Regions from separate parts of the Homo sapiens genome. Here region 1 is linked to region 2. The links are chromatin loops, found by intact Hi-C in ENCODE. Cell type or tissue: Calu3. All regions are shown on one strand. Each heading gives the region's core, and the rest is flanking DNA. Links, peaks and the distances in the headings are about the cores only. Region 1 has its middle 35 kb from the start of TIAM2. Region 2 overlaps TIAM2 (TIAM Rac1 associated GEF 2).

Region 1 (5,379 bases), core at 105-5,104, 130 kb before region 2:
AAATACAAAAATTAGCCAAGCATGGTGGCACGTACCTGTAGTCCCAGCTGCTTGGAAAGCTGAGGCGGGAGGATCTTATAAACCCAAGAGGCAGAGACTACAGTGAGCCGTGATCGTGCCACTGCATTCCAGCCTAGGTGACAGAGCGAGACCCTATCTGAAAAAAAAAAAAAAAGAAAGAAACAACAAAAAAAACACCCAACCAAACAAACAAATTCCTGATTTTATTCCTAGGATATAGGTTATTCTCTGGGAGAATCTGGTTAGTTCAGTGCACTCCATCGTTAGCAGACGATAATATTCTGCACTTAAATCACTCCTTTCATCTGTAGCTCTCAAATAATTTTATAAGCATTAATTAGTTCTCACATCTGGCTTTGAACCTATTTTCCCACTTGTCAAATGCATAATAAACAATTTCGTACCTGGGTAAAGCCAAAATACTGGAGTGGTGTCTCCCAGGTTTCCAGAGACCCATCAGAAGAGTCAAAAACCTTGGTCACTTCTGCAGACATCTCACCTGAGAGGGACCAGATGTCCAACTGCTTGTGGATGAGAGTCTGATACTGATGGCAAATAATTAACACTTCTTCCTACCACTTATTTCTATTCAGATCTTCTGACATTAAAGTATCAAATAGGATATGATATTTGGGAAAAGTTTTCAGACTTCTAATCATGTATGGATTTGAGAATTAAGTATTCCTTTCTGCCTTTATAAAATTAGAGCTCTTCTTATATTATTATTATTATTATTAGATTAAGTCTCACTCTGTCGCCCAGGCTGGAGGGCAGTGGCGTGATCTCGGCTCACTGCACCCTCCGCCTCCCGGGTTCAAGCAATTCTTCTGCCTCAGCCTCCTGAGTGGGTAGGATTACAGGTGCATGCCACCACACCCGGTTAACTTTTTATATTTTTCGTAGAGACGGGGTTTCATCATGTTGGCCAGGCTGGTCTTTAACTCCTGACCTCGTGATCCACCTGCCTCAGCCTCCCAAAATGCTGGGATTACGGGCATGAGCCACCGCACCTGGCCCAAGCTCTTGTATATTCTCTACTACATAAACTCACAGACCAAACCTGAGCCATCTGGAGGGTTCTGGGACAGGACGGGGCACTTTATGGCCTCACCATTTCCCACACTGTGTCCCACTGCCCTAGCCACAGCTACCACTTACCACTGTTAAAATAGTAATGGGGAATTCCTCTGGGGTCCCAGATGAAAGAAAAAGCTTCACATTACACCCTTCCACCCCTACAGTTCTGACTTTGACACTGACATTTTAATAGTTGAAAACTAAACACGACCTTGTACCTTCATTTCCTCTCCACTTGTTCCCTTCTTAACCCCCTGCGGTCCAGCCTCCACACTCTTCCCTCTGCTGAAGCCGTTTATGAAAAGTCTTCAGTGACTTTCTCGTGGAATTCCAAGAGGCGTCTCTCGGGATCATTCCCTCTGAGCTCCTTCATCCTGCTGCCCACCCTGTCCCCTTGAAGGTCTCTCTTCCCTCGACCTCTGGGATGCTGAATTTCCCATTTTTTCTTTCACCTCTCTGACATTTTCCCTTCTGGTTTGGAGGGCCCTCCACAGGGGTCATTGGTCCTGGGGTCTCCGACCTGTCTTGTGGGATCAACTCCCGCCATCCTCATCTCTGACAGGGGTAGGGATATCCCTCCTGATTTCCCAGATGAAATGCCCGAGAGATGGGGTTCATACCACGCTTCCTTCCATTTCCTGCACCCCCGGGCTCACGGAGTTTCTTTTTCCTCTCGTAGCTCTCACCCCTTCACCGGCTAGCATTGTTAGTTCAGGCCCCTACATGCAGAGTATTTTCCCCCAGACTATTCTGTTCATGAACATTAACTAAATATGTTTGCATGTGCTCCCCCAGTTTTTAAAGTTTATTTGAGAGATATTCCACTCTCCCAATTTTTGATTGTTTACATATTATATATATATATATATTTTTTTTTTTTTGAGACGGAATCTAGTTCTATCACCTAGGCTGGAGTGCGGTGGCATGATCTCAGCTCACTGCAACCTCCGCCTCCTGGGTTCAAGCAATTATCCGGCCTCAGCCTCCTGAGTAGCTGGGACTACAAGCACACACCACCACGCCCAGCTAATTTGTTTGTTTGTTTGTTTGTATTTTTAGTAGAGACAGGGTTTCACCATGTTGGCCAGGCTGGTCTCGAACTCCTGACCTCAAGTGATCTGCCCACCTCGGCCCCCAAAAGTGCTGGGATTACAGGCGTGAGCCACCATACCCAGCCTCACATACGCTTTCTCTTAAACTAATGTGTTCATTTATTAGGTTGCTCCAAGAGTAATTGCAGTTTTTACCATTGAAAGTAATGGCAAAAATGGCAATCACTTTTACATCCACCTAATAAATATGTAAAATAGAAACTCAAAAAGTTGAGATTTTTAAAAGTAAAAACAAATCAAAATTCTTTTTTTTTTTTTTTTTTGAGACCGAGCCTCTCTCTGTCACCAAGGCTAGAGTACAGTGGTGCAAACTCAGCTCACTGCAACCTCCGCCTCCGAGGCTCAGGTGATTCTCCTGCCTCAGCCTCCGAGTAGCTGGGGCTACAGGCTCATGCCACCACACCTGGCTAATTTTTGTATTTTTAGTAGAGATAGGGTTTTACCATGTTGGCCAGGCTGGTCTCGAACTCCTGACCTGAAGTGATCTGCCCACCTCGGCCTCCCAAAGTGCTGGGATTAGAGGCATGAGCCACCACACCTGGCCCAAATCAAAATTCTGATATCTTCTTCTCATATCCCAGTGGGTGACCTTAAGCAGAGCTGAGAGGGCCCCCCCATCAGCGAGCCCAGGGACCCAGAGGTCAGCAGCATCCCGAAGGCTTTGTCCACTGCCAGGCTGGCGCTCCTCCTTCCTACAGAGCCCAGCCTCTGTGCTCATCCCTATAAAACACTGGCTTCTTCTCCTCCCTTCTTCTGAGACCTCTGGTCTCCGGGCTTTCCAGTAGAGAACAGGCAGTCCCAGCTGACCTTCAGGGAGCTCCACATCCCATCATGACTTCTGTTCCAGCCTTTGCTCCCTTCAATGCCCCGCCTGTCCTCTCCAGGTCCTGGGCCTCTGCCTGGCTCAGGGTGAGCCTAGGTCACCTCCGTCCCACCTTCCCTGTTCACGCCATCACGTTGCTGTCTCCTTCCTCACAGCTCTGTCCAATCTTTTGGCACCTGGCCACCCGCTGTTACTTGACACTCTCACTCATGCCATCTAATCGCTTCACTGGATTCCGATCTCCAAGAGCACACAGTCCAGGTTTCTTCTGCATAGACTTTGAACCTGTCCTCTGTCCCTGCAGTGCTCCTCAGTCCCCCTCTCAGGACAGCACCATCATCAGAGCGGCCTGAGCCCTCTTGGTGGTTGTGTTTGGACAGAGACAGCTGTGGGGGCCACGGAAGCTCTGACACAGTCTGATGTGCTGATCACACGTATACAGGTGGACTTCACACGTTTGTGGCAGGCAGCTTAACACTGCTAAATTCTTAAACCTACTCAAGCTCAGCTTCTTGCAAATACTATTTCCCAGAAGTTGGTAATATATTCTCCTAAAGATTTAATAGAAGAAAAGTTGGCTGCTTATTGAAAAGTATGCTTTTGACTGCCAACTCGGATTATTTTAAATTAATGTTAATGCATGCAAGATTTACTCGCAAAGCATCCATCTCTTTAGTGCCCGATGGGGCTCAGGGCATGTGTGTAAATCATTCAGATGACAATTTCCTGGATTGAGTGCTTGGCATTTACCTACCACAGATCAATGCGCTTATTCACAGATGGCAGCATGGGGACACTGAGGATGATTGGAGATGTTGGACACTCAGGAGCAGAATGACTCTGAAACAGTCAAGAGGCAGCAAGCCTGGAGCTTCTTCCAAATCTTCTTGAATTCTCCTTTGAAACTCACCAGCAAATGCTGACCTGGGAATTTGAAAACAGCACACTAAAATGGAGATATCAACTCACTTCCTGGACTTTAATCTTTATGGCTCTGTGGCTGGAGTGCAGCCATCCAGTTCTTCAAGGTGCTTCCACGGGACCATATTGTTACTGGGGTGAATAACCTTTGAGACCCCTTAACAGAAACACACTCTCGTTTGTGAAATGAATGGTTGCAGATTGCAAGTGAATTTCTAGGTATACTTCAGGAGGGGATTATCCAAGAAATTGAGTTGTTTAATTTTTTTTCCTTTTTTTTTTTTTTTGAGACAGAGTTTCGTTCTTTTCGCCCAGGCTGGAGTGCAATGGCACCATCTCGGCTCACTGCAACCTCTGCCTCCCAGGTTCAAGTGATTCTCCTACCTCAGCCTCCTGAGTAGCTGGGATTACAGGTGTTAGCCACCATGCCTGGCCAAGTTTTGTATTTTTAGTAGAGACGGGGTTTCACCATGTTTGTCAGGCTGGTCTTGAACTCCTGACCTCAGGTGATCTGCCTGCCTTGGCCTCCCAAAGTGCTGGGATTATAGGCATGAGCCACCGTGCCTGGCCTGAGTTGTTTAATATTTAAACTACATGTTTTTCTTGTGGTAAACTCGTCAGACTTGGTGAATGTTATAATTGTGTTCAGAGTCCAAAAGTCATTCCATAGCATATATTTCAAGTATAATGATGGCTCAATGTCCTGAACCAAGATTATCTTGGTGGCTGAGGCTAATACCTGATACTGTGGGTGGCAGGTCACACTCTCTGCAGGTTCCCATCGGGTCGGGTGATGCTTTTCAGATTAACGGTTAAGTGCAGCTATCTTAGCGAGGGTTCATTATTGAAGTTTCTATTTGTTTCTTTATGCTTTTTAAAATAACTTACCTGCATCTCTTACATTGATTGCAAAGGGCCAAGTTTGAGACAGTGACAGACTTGAGAGAAGACCAAAGCTATCCACAGAAAGCTTTGCTAGCTAAATATTTGTTTGAGATTGTCGATCCTGTTATTCTTACAAGAGGCCCACAGAAAAAGGAAGAAAGAAGGAAAGAAAAGGAAGAAAGGAGGGAGGGCAGGGTAGAAGGAGAGAGGGAGGAAGAAAGAAAGAAGGCCGGGCGCGGTAGCTCACGCCTGTAATCCCAGCACTTTGGGAGGCTGAGGTGGGCGGATCACGAGGTCAGGAGTTCGAGACCAGCCTGGCCAACATGGTGAAACCCCGTCTCTACTAAAAATACAAAACTTAGCCAGGCGTGGTGGCGCACGCCTGTAATTCCAGTTACTCGGAAGGCTGAGGCAGGAGAATTGCTTGAACTTGGGAGGTGGAGGTTGCAGTGAGCCGAGATGAAGCCATTGCACTCCAGCTTGGGCAACACAGCAAGACTCTGACTCAAAACAAACAAACAAACAAACAAAAAAACCACA
Region 2 (5,379 bases), core at 88-5,087:
CTTTAGTGAATGGATAGATATCATGTCTTTTGGTAGTTCCTTTAGCTGTTAAAGTAGGGTATTTTGCCTATTGTAGAGAGAGAGCCTTACTATACTTGGAGCTTTTATTGGTGAAGTTAACTAGGTGGGAGGTTCTGACAGATGGTGAGGGATATGGAAGGGATAATCCAGAGTCCCTGCTACTTTTTAACACTCCCTCCCCAAAATCATTCTCTTCTATTTGTTTATGAATCTTATTCCTTCTTTCTTCTCTCGCCTCATCTCTCTTTGCCAGGACTGATGATGAGATGGTTCTGAGTATTGATTGACAGGGCTGGAAAAGAAGTAGAGGTGGGGCCGGGCACAGTGGCTCATGCCTGTAATCCCAGCGCTTTGGGAGACCGAGACAGGTGGATCACCTGAGGTCAGGAGTTCAAGACCAGCTCGGTGAACATGGCGAAACCCCTGTCTCTACTAAAAGTACAAAAATTAGCCGGGGATGGTGGCGTGCACCTGTAATGCCAGCTACTCAGGAGGCCGAGGCAGGAGAATCACTTGAACCCTGGAGGCAGAGGTTACAGTGAGCCAAGATCGTGCCAGTGCACTCCAGTCTGGGCAACAGAGTGAGACTTTATCTCAAAAAAAAAAAAAAAAAAAAGAGAGAGAGAGAGAGAGATGGGCAAGACACTTATTTCATAGGAAGGAGGAAGAGGGAAGCAGGCATTTACTGCTGTGGCCACACAGCTGGTTTCCTGGCCCCGTGCAGCTTTATTTCTAATGTGCAATGTGATTGTCTGCCCCTGTTGTCCACAGGACTAGCCTGCTGCCATAAACATGGTGCATGTTGTAAATATTGCACAAGCCTCCCCAGATACTAAATATGTGTAATTCTTGGGGCATGGATTGTGTGGTTCATTTGGAAGTGATGAGGAATTATTATATTGCTGTTCCCTAATGAAGAAAGTCACTTTGCCTGGTGAGTTTTGTCTGTCAACTGGATGAGGATCATCCCTCTGTCTGGAAGCCAGAATTCAGTGGCAGCTTTTAGATACCAATGCTAAGTCAATTTCTTTTGTCTTGGCAAGGGATGGCATAGTATTTCCAGAAGTAAAGTCTTATATGCTGGACAATGTGGCAACAGATGACATACGAAACCAGATAAATGTAGCCTTAGGGCTTCAGGGCAAATGCACCAAGAGAACCAGGCATAAACCTCCTGGCATTTTTTGGCCCAGCCCTGGAAATCCTAGTGTCACGTTGGCTGTACTATATAGGTTGAAGCAGAATCGAGGTGAAGGGGGCATAGGGCTGCCCACCTCCCCTTCCTAAGAGGAGTGTCAGAGAACTTACTGACCTGTTTTAAAACACGAATAGGATCCTAGTGGAGAAAGATCCATTCTGATCTACCTGGGGCACTGCATGTAGGTAATTTCTGTGGTGTGAGTGTTACTATTCTTGTATTTGAGTCTTACTTGAAGACAGGGATAGGGGCCACTCTGGTGGGGTAGGAGCCACTTCACAGCCTCTTACCCCCACCCCCAACCATGTTCCCCACCACACGTGTTGGGACTAATGGCTTGCTTGTGTACAGGCAAGATCAGAAGCAAGCTGTGTCACCATCGTATTTCCAGCACTTAGCATAGTGACTTGAACAGAATAGATATTCAACAAATACTTCTTGAATTGAATGTCATTAACTAAAAAATAGTGCTAACTTTTGTATCCTTGAGTTTTGTCACTGGATACGTGAACCCTTGTGGGACTCCCAGGAAAGACTTACTCTAAACAGGAGCCAGATTGACTGATGTGATCACCAGCCTAGGGAGAGCAGTGAACAAAATGGGTATACCTTGTTCTCCTTCTAGCTGGCCATTGATTTTTTTTGGTGTTTCACATGGGCTGTTTTATAAATAACAACGGTCTTTTTGTAACTTGGCTTACAGTACTCAGTAAATACTGTGCTCCATGTGTATAGGAGTCTGTCCTTTGGGGAGGATAGACTGAAACTTGCTGTTTTCATTGTAATTAGTCATCCCTTTGTCATGAATGGCAGCTTCTCTCCCATTCTATAGTCTACTGGGTAACTCTACAGTTTTCCTTTGTTGAGTGCAGCATCTGATTCCATTAGTTCTTTGTGCAGGAACAGTGCATTAGTGTGGACGTGGGAGGCTGGTGAAAATTGTTATTTAAGGCATACCACATTATGATGTAGTCTTACCTAATGCCTTGGAATAAGAGTCACAGAATGGTTTGTTCATTATGTCTGAAATCTCTACGGGCCCTGAGTGATGAGATAATAAGTAATCCACCTGTAAATGGAGACTCTGGAGGGCCCAGTTAGATCCTACAAACCTGGGTCACAGGAGGGGTTAAGGGAGATGGGAGTTACATTTCTCACTCCCAGTCCTGGAAAACATCCCACTTTCTGTATTGTTTTCTTACAAACATTGAGTCGAATCTCTGAATTGATAAGCTGCCTAGCTGATAACGAGGCTAAAGTAAACCCAGCAACTTTAAAACATGTTTTAAATTCAGGGAGATGGTGGCTACAAAGAAGATACAATTTGAAGAAGGCATGAATTTGAGAGAAAATTTTTAGTAACAAATGCATTCTACTTACGTAGAGGTGGGAGGCATGTTTGAAGGGCACAGGGTAAGTAGTAACTTTCTCTTTCCTTCCCCACCTTTTCTCATTGACCTGCATTGACAGTTGTGCTGCGTACTGTGGGCTTGCACACTGGTTCACCTGACAATGAAAGTTTTATAAACTCTGGGCACTCTGAACTTCACCCAGTCCTTGGCAGTAGGCTTCTAGATTGACTAATCATGTAGTATTTCTTAGATGTGGCCATTAAAAAAAAAAACAACTTTGTGATGTAGTTGAAGGTCTGGATTATATTCAGCTTTCGAGTAGGACATGGGGCAGAATCCCTAGCACTGTAAAAATAAAACCACTTTTCATCACAAAGCTCAAGGGAAAAGAATGTAAGGTGTGTTCATGTTAAATTAAAATTACACTGATGTCATGGTGCAAACAGGCAGCTCCAAGGCTGCGGGACTGGCTGGTTTTCATGCTGATAAAAGCATGAGCCATCAGTCTTGATTGATGACTCTGTCCACACGTGGCACCTATGTGCTGTGAGAGATACAAGCACTCTTTGTGTAAGCAAAAGCATAGCATTGCTTGAGTTTTATTATAGATATAGTTTACCTAGCACCACCTTGGATCTCATAGACTCACATACTCAAGGTGCCCTGTTTGATCTTTCTGTGGTCACAAGATATTGCAGTCCCGGCCCACTGCAAATTCTCCCTTAAAATGGGACTTTCCCTGGCAGCGAAGCCCAGTCTCCACTGTTGAAAGAATAGCCACTTGCTGGATTGCAGTCCAGCTCAGGGAAGCTTCATTGTTCACGTGGCACTGGAGCATGTGAGGAACGCAGAGAGGGTCCTGAGGAAGGCGCTGAGATCCAAGGAAGAGCATTCTTGGAACCAGTAACTTGTCATTGCTGGAAACAGAGCTGTTGTAGCTGTTTGGAGATCTGAGTTCTAGTCTTAGCTCTTTCCCGCTGTCTACATGAGAGGTCTACTTGATCTTTACTGGACTTCACTTTCTTCATCTGCAAAGTGAACAGGGATGAAGTCAATGTGCTCTAAGCTTAAATATTCTATAATCCTGCTTAAAATCATTTCCATCCAAAATGACCTGTAGTTGGCCGGGCACGGCGACTTACACCTGTAATCCCAGCACTTTGGAAGGCTGAGGCGGGTGGATCACCTGAGGTCAGGAGTTCGAGACCAGCCTGACCAACATGGCAAAACCCCATCTCTACTAAAAATACAAAAATTAGACAAGTGTGGTGGCGTGCACCTGTAATCCCGGCTACTCAGGAGGCTGAGGCGGGAGAATTGCTTGAACCTAGGAGGCAGAGGTTGCAGTGAGCTGAGATCGCGCCACTGTACTCCAGCCTGGGCAACAGAGTGAGGCTCCATCTTGGAAAAAAAAAAAAAAAACCCCAACAAAAACCACCAAAATGACCAGTAGTTAAGCTGCAGCTTCCTCTTTAACTCAAGTTATGGCGATATGATGGAAAAGCAAGCCAAGCCACATATTAATCACGTTGTATTAGCAATTTGACGAATCAGTTATTTCATGAACACATTTATTAAGCACCCATGAGTAAGGAATTGTGTCAGGCACCAGGGAAACAAAGTACTTCACTTTCAAAGCAGTTCTAGTAAAGGGGAAAGGTAAGTGAGTTCTAGTAAAGGAGACAAATGAGTGAAAAAGAAATAATTGCGAGGCAATTGCCTATATCAGAAAGAGTGGTGAGGTGAAGGAGGGAGCAATAACCCTGTGAGGTTCGGGGTATGATGGTAGGTGATCAGAGGAAGAGACACTTAAGCTGGGTCTTGAGGGGCAATTAGGAGTTCTCCAGGGAGGTGTTCCCTGTAGAGAACAGTATATGCAAAGGCATAGAAACCAAAAAACATGAAATCACATGGTATTTGGAATGAACATGTGGAAAGTTCTGTTATGTAACAGATGCTTGAGATCCAACATTATTATCATTGGAAACATTAAAATATGGCAGATCTTATATTTTATAGTTTTCAGTTAGTAAATCATTTATGAGGCCATCAGTAAAATATTACAAGTCTTGGTTTTTAAAGATTGTCAGTATGATGTATTTAGACAGAGCCTAGTGAAGCTTGATTCAGTATTCTTTTCTTATCATTTGAAAATATTTTTTTCGGCTGGGTGCAGTGGCTCACGCCTGTAATTCCAGCACTTTGGGAGGCTGACGCAGGTGGATCACTTGAGCTCAGGAGTTCGAGACCAGCCTGGCCAACATGGTGAAACCCTGTCTCTACTACAAATACAAAAATTAGCCAGGCGTGGTGGTGGGTGCCTGTAATTCCAGCTGCTTGGGAGGCTGAGGCAGGAGAATTGCTTGAACTCGGGAGGCGGAGGTTGCAGTGAGCTGAGATCGCGCCATTACACTCCAGCCTGGGTGACAGAGTGAGACTCCATCTCAAAAAATGAAATAAATAAAATAAAATAAATAAAAAATTTGTCCATACTGGGTTAATGACAAAGCAAATTTAAAAGTTTTAAGTAAATATGGAATGTATTCTATAAGGTAGGCATTCTTGACCAGATATAACAAATCTCTGAACTAATTATGTCGCCTTGGTCAAATCACACTACCTCTTTGAGTTTTAAATTCTCACCTGTAGAATGAGGGAAATGGGTCCATCCCAATCCTGATATCCTATAAATGAAAACTGTTCTTTTTAGTATGCCAGGTTGTATAGGTGTATTTCTTTTTCTTTCTTTCTTTTTTTTTTTTTTTTTTTTGAGACGTAGTTTTGCTCTTGTTGCCCAGGCTGGAGTGC

What was found. A loop is a pair of places that touch in the nucleus more often than their neighbours do. Peaks named below come from ENCODE experiments on the same cell type or tissue, not always from the same donor. Only the 100,000 strongest peaks of a DNase experiment are listed, where the experiment ranks them.
Region 1: it touches region 2 in a loop (2.5-fold over the local background); 1 of 110 quality-filtered maps calls a loop at or near these places.

The regions. Positions count from the first base shown.
Region 1 is chr6:154,957,317-154,962,695 of GRCh38, forward strand. No RefSeq gene overlaps it. Among named protein-coding and RNA genes, the nearest start is that of TIAM2, 35 kb to the right of the region's middle. In Calu3, for the core only: no CTCF peak of the experiment used is centred there; DNase peaks (open chromatin) are centred at 3,215 and 4,585.
Region 2 is chr6:155,082,732-155,088,110 of GRCh38, forward strand. All of the region lies in intron 1 of TIAM2 (TIAM Rac1 associated GEF 2), which reads left to right. Among named protein-coding and RNA genes, the nearest start is that of TIAM2, 90 kb to the left of the region's middle. In Calu3, for the core only: no CTCF peak of the experiment used is centred there; a DNase peak (open chromatin) is centred at 3,060.